2 separate regions of the Homo sapiens genome follow, and region 2 is linked to region 1. Evidence: chromatin loops called from intact Hi-C (ENCODE). Cell type or tissue: Caco-2. All regions are shown on one strand. Links, peaks and the distances in the headings refer to the core of each region. The heading gives the core; the rest is flanking DNA. Region 1 has its middle 63 kb from the start of ABCD3. Region 2 overlaps ABCD3 (ATP binding cassette subfamily D member 3).

What was found. Hi-C counts contacts between places; a loop is a spot of excess contacts. Peaks named below come from ENCODE experiments on the same cell type or tissue, not always from the same donor. Only the 100,000 strongest peaks of a DNase experiment are listed, where the experiment ranks them.
Region 2: it touches region 1 in a loop (5-fold over the local background); 5 of 110 quality-filtered maps call a loop at or near these places.

The regions. Positions count from the first base shown.
Region 1 is chr1:94,353,974-94,356,896 of GRCh38, forward strand. No RefSeq gene overlaps it. Among named protein-coding and RNA genes, the nearest start is that of ABCD3, 63 kb to the right of the region's middle. In Caco-2, for the core only: no CTCF peak of the experiment used is centred there; a DNase peak (open chromatin) is centred at 1,678.
Region 2 is chr1:94,425,668-94,428,590 of GRCh38, forward strand. The region is part of intron 1 of ABCD3 (ATP binding cassette subfamily D member 3); the gene reads left to right. Among named protein-coding and RNA genes, the nearest start is that of ABCD3, 8.7 kb to the left of the region's middle. In Caco-2, for the core only: no CTCF peak of the experiment used is centred there; no DNase peak of the experiment used is centred there; H3K4me3 peaks cover 267 bases.

The DNA of each region.
Region 1 (2,923 bases), core at 291-2,790:
ATTCGCTTATTTCCAAGCAGTGAGAGGAAGCTGATCCCACCCCCAGCTCCAGAGGTGAAATTGATCAGTCTAAGGGAAACTTATTCACTCCCTTTGCCAAAAGACCAATTCTGGCCAATGAGGATTTAGAAGTCTAAGGAGGAAACCCAGGCTGGAGTACAGTGGTGCCATCATGGCTCACTGCAGCCTCGACCTCCGGGGCTCAAGTGACTCTCCAGCCTCAGCCTCCCAAGCAGCTGGGGCCACAGGTATGCATTACCATGCCTGGCTAATTTTTAAATTTTTTTGTAGAGATGAGGTCTCCCTATGTTGCCCAGGCTGGTCTCAAACTACTGGGCTCAAGTGATCCTCTTGCCTCAGCCTCCCAAAGTGCTGGGATTACAGGCATGAGACACTGTGCCAGACTTAACGCTTTTCTTTTAAAAGAAAGCCACAGAAGGAAACATATCCTATCTCATAATGTGATGTTAGGATCTTCTGTAGCCATCTTACTACCAGCCTGAAAACGAAGCCCCCATTTAGGATGGCAGAATGGAGAGATGGCGGCAATGTCATCCTGCTCAGTCAATCAACTGTGGTGCCCACTCTGCCTCTGGGCTTCCTGTTAAGAGAAATATATAATACATTTTCTAAATGTTCGACTCAGTTTGAGTAGAGAATTCTATTACTTGTTAACATACATTGAGCTAAGTTTTGGGCACTCTTCAAGTACCTTAAATAAATCCATGTATTTACAACTTATAAGAAACCTATCAAGTTCACTATTTTCCTCATTTTGCACACAAGAAAACTAAGATACAAGGAGCTTGAATATTTTGCCCAGGTCACACAGCTAGTTAAGGGATAAAGCTAGGGTTGAATCTAGAGCTGGCTCAAAATCCGTAGACTTAACCACTCGTCTATCACTTTGCACCGGGCTGTCACTTGCAACCTAAAGCATTGCAGCTGATACTAACTACACGTTGCTTCTCAAGGCTGCCTCAACCAAGACTTAGGCTTTGGACCTCCTTAGCCTCCAAATCTATTGCTTCAGGCAAGCTTCACTCTCCCATGCCCACCTGCAGGGACCAGGAGTCCAGACATTAACATCTAATGTCATTTCCCATTTGAATACCTAGAAAGGCAGCCAAAAGTTAAACGTGAGTTCTTATTTCATATTCTGTGTATTTTAAGCACCTTGATATGGTCACCCTATTCAAATGACATCTATTGTGTGAGCCAAATCCTGCCTTTCAGGAGAGACCCTCTTAAGGACCTTAAGAACTGGCTGGCAGCAACTGGGAGCTTTTATATTAGTCCTGTTGCCATTGAGGAAATAGACAAGCTCTCCTCAAGCCTGTCTCGGGGACTATGTGATATATATGCATATATTATATACGTAAAACTTAGAGTTCATTGCTACATTTTGATAAGTAAGTAGGCAGACAGTAAATAGGAAGATCAATAATAGACAAATAGATAGACACATCCCCCCACACATATATTTACCAAGCTTATGTTGTGATAGGAAACTCCCGAACCTAGCACAGCTGTATATATTCTTCCTTTGATAATCAGCACTGTTTCCCCCTTCATTGTGTAACATGGGAGTGGGAAGGAACATGATTACCAGACAAGATCAATCAATTTACCTCTGCTCCCCCTGCCCTTCGTCCTGAGCAGTCCCTTCCCCCCTCCTCATTGAGAGTTTTAGGCTGTTGATCACATTCTTCCTAGCCTGTGATTGGAAGAGGATCTGGACTTTGCATAGGAACATTTTAGCAACTTACTTTCCCTGCCAGCCCTCCCATGCTCCACGCCTACCACTATTACCAGTAAATTATTTGGCAAATTTTCAGAATTATTTGAAAAATAATCAAAGCATCTAGGGGACAGGTGAAAGGGATTCTAAATCTGAGGCAGAGGTTATCAGTGGATGGTTCTATTTGATTAAGTCAGGCATGTACTCTTGCTTAATCCTGAGGCAGCATTCTTTCAACACTAATCTGTTTGAAGTCACTTCATAAGGATCAAGAAGAGAAATAATGTTAAATAACCCATTTCTAGATTTATCTGAAAAAGAAGGTGTGTTATCTTGAATGATGTGGAGAGAGGAAGACTTCACATTTGAGAAACTCTAAAATGGTAAAGGATCTAAAGTGTGATAGGATCTCCTTATGTCTAAACATGGAGGACTTGGGTTTTTTCTCCTAAAATGTTTTGTATTATAAACATCTGAAGCTTCCTTTTAAACAGAACTAAAATGAAGCAGATAGTTCAAACTTATCTGAATTTAGAGTGCAAAAAAGTATAATGTCTCTTTTTCAACTCACACTGGGCTTTGAAGATAAAGGTCAGAGGCTTGAGAGGTCTTGTCTTTATGTGAATAGCTAAAGAAGAGGATGCTCACAGAGGACTGGGATTTTTCTTTGTGTGCACTCTAGAAGAAATTTTTTATTTTATATTTTAAAAATTCAAATATTATTTTCTCCAGACCAAAAAAAAAGATATAGAAAAGTGATAATAGGGATGGGGAAAATGCTGGAGGAGCTCCAATTATGAATGGCTTATGTGTTCTGGTAGAATGTTCTGCTCCCTGACAGTCCTCCTGGTTTCTTAATGGAATAGTTCAACACTAAGGAGATGGTCAGGGTGATGTATTTATCTTTTGGAAATACCAATCCTCAATTTATAGATAAACATTTTTAGTTATTCTTATAAATTTTTTGTATGGCATACTATATGATATACTATAGTGCAGTACAGCCTTTCATATTGGTGGTTTCCACATCCACGGATTCAACAAACCGAGGATTAAAAATATTCTGAAAAAAAAAGTCCAGAAAGTTCCAAAAGGCTAAACTTGAATCTGTAGCATGCTGAGCACTGTGTTGAAACCATGAGACTAAAGTGATGTGTAGGCATTGTATTAGGCCCTACAAAT
Region 2 (2,923 bases), core at 104-2,603, 72 kb after region 1:
ATGAATGAATGCTGACTTAATTACCTACTCATCATTAGGGGATATTTAAATTTTTTTCTACTTTACGGATGCAAAATAGTCTTGAAAGATTATTTTAATTTGCACGTATTTTATAATTTGCAAAAATGAACATTTTTTTGTGCAGCTACTTGATCTTTATTATGGAGGTAGTTTGGCATAGTGTTAAAGAATAGTCTTTAGAGTCAGATGTAGGTTCAATTTTTCCTTTGGCCGTTTGTCAGATCTGTGACCTTGGTCAATTTACTTAACCTCTTTGAACCTCAGTAGAACAGGGATAGTAGTATTTACTCACTCACTCAGCAGTTAAGTGAGGATTAATGGAGAAAACGTTTTAACCCAGTGCTCAGTAAATAAAAGGTAGCTCTCATTTCTATGCTTGCTAAAAGAAAACTAAAAGGACAACAAAACATACCTTTGTTAGCTTCTTAAAAACTCCCGAGCCTTCCTAATTTCCTCAGATACACCCATGAAAATCTCCCAAAGGAAGCCTTTTTCAATTGATAGAATCATTTACTTTCAGAGTTGGAAAGTATCTTAAGTTAGTTTTATGTGACATGGTTTTAGGTTTCTGTATTTTTTCAGTTGCTGCTTCCTGAATATGACAGTCTTTATTTCTCCACCTTTTAAAGAGGCATTGCTAAATGGAATTCGGCATTCAAAGTGTCTTCTCACTGGCACACTAGCAGAGAACTGTGACCTACCTTGTCCTAAGCTTTCATTAAAGATCCTAAGATGTTAAGCTTTCATTAAAATAGCATGAAGTTACATTCATTTTTATGACTCTCAAATATTTTTCACTTGTATTTAGCTTTCACAATGGTTTTCCCTTCTTTCCCCCTCCTCACCTTGATGTGTTTGATTTTTTTTTTTTTGAGATGGAGTCCTGCTCTGTCACCCAGGCTGGAGTGCAGTGGTGCAATTTTGGCTTACCGCAACCTCCGACTCCCGGGTTCAAGTGATTATCTTGCCTCACCCTCCCGAGTAGCTGGGATTACAGGCACCCGCCACCACACCCAGCTAATTTTTTTGTATTTTTAGGAGAAATGGGGTTTCGCCATGTTGGCCAGGCTGGTCTTGAACTCCTGACCTCAGGTGATCTGCCTACCTCGGCCTCCCAAAGTGCTGGGATTACAGGTGAGAGCTACCGCGCCCAGCCTGAATTTTTTTTTTTTTTTTTTTTTTTAAACCTGGGTGCAGGTCTTTATACTTATTTTTGGTTGGGCACATTACTTCTTCCCTCTGAAACTTTTTGATCTGCACAATTAATTACTATTCCTTCTGTATGTTTTCCTAACAAACTTAAAAAACTGATTGGACAGGACTGAGTATAGAACAGTATGTTTACACCACTATAATCTTTCTATTAATTGACACCCTTTGGTTATTGTATTGGCTCTCATTTTTAACTTACCAGCATCTTTTCACACATTTCCTTCTGGTAGTAGACCTGGCATTCTGACAGTATCCATAACCTGATGCATACTGGGCCAGAGTCCTCTTTTGGGATGTTTCTGCTGGAGCTGGTGTGGGGAAGGGTCTTTCTTTCCTGTCACAGAGGTGTGAAGGTAGACCCTAGAACTGTATTAGCCTTGGTCTCTTACATGGAAAGGGCAGAAACCCTGATTTTGTTTATCATCAAATGCTTTGTAGCATAGTGAACAAAATTTACAAAAATTTCGTGGTCCCTTTCAAAGAAAAGAATGACCTTAGTCTGACATAGTTTTTTGGTGAATTCATATTTTCTCCTAAAAGTTACCACTTCCTTCTAAGTACCCATGCCATACTGCCCATTTAGATAAGTAAGTTGTAACTTTTTTCCTAGGATCAACATCACACTCATCCATGACCTGATGAATATCACCTTCTAATCTGTTTCAATGTAATATGAACTTGAATTATGAAGGAGAAAGATAGGATCTTCCTACATTTTCTTTGGAATTTTATCTGCTAAATTAAGTAAAATTTTACGGGAAATGGTATTTCACTATGTTGACCAGGCTAGTCTCGAATTTCTGGTCTCCAAGCGATCGCCTGCCTTGTTCTCCCAAAAGTATCAGGATTACAGGCATGAGCCACTGTGCTCGACCCTATTAGTTCTTTTGGAAAGATTTTTATGTAACTGTTGTTTAAAATGGCATTTATATTATTTCTACATAAAATTAGGCATCAGGCCCTTGCTTAAAAACATGGCTTTCATCATAACATTCTTTTTAAGAGTAAGTCACTTTTGTTTTAGGCATCTCTGTCAAGAATATAGCCTTCTATAAAGTTAAGGATAAAATTCTTTGGATAACTGCTATTTATGTAATACAGTGGAACTATTATAAATATTAAGATGGTTTGAAGCCTTCTTAGGTAAAATAGGAGTATGCTAAAAGGTGTTTTGTTTTTTTTTTTATTTTTTATTTTTTTGCCACAAGATTGAGAAATGGAAAAGTGTTTTTTTAAACACACCTTTCTTATCAGTTTGCTAGATTAGCAGGCCCGAGTGAATGCAGTTAAGTTAATAAAGTATAAAATTGAAAATAAAGCTCATCAAAGCATAATCAGCTAGTTTGATATCTGTAAATAGATGTAGCCGTCTCACCACTATAATGGTACTATAATAATTGACATAAAAGTGGATTATATGATTTACTCTATGCTTAAATTATTTGGACTTTAATATTTTATTAATACATTTATTGGCATTAAAAAGCACTGTGTAGAATGAGGCAACTGCTCTAGGTAAATAATAATTTAGTCAACATGTTATGTTTATAATGTATCATTGCATGTCACTATTTTAAAAATATTTATACAGCTTCTTAAATGTATGAAGTAAGCAATGTGAGACATAGTACGATATGGTTTGGCTGTGTTGTAGGAGGGACTGGTGGGAGGTAATTGAATCATGGGGGCA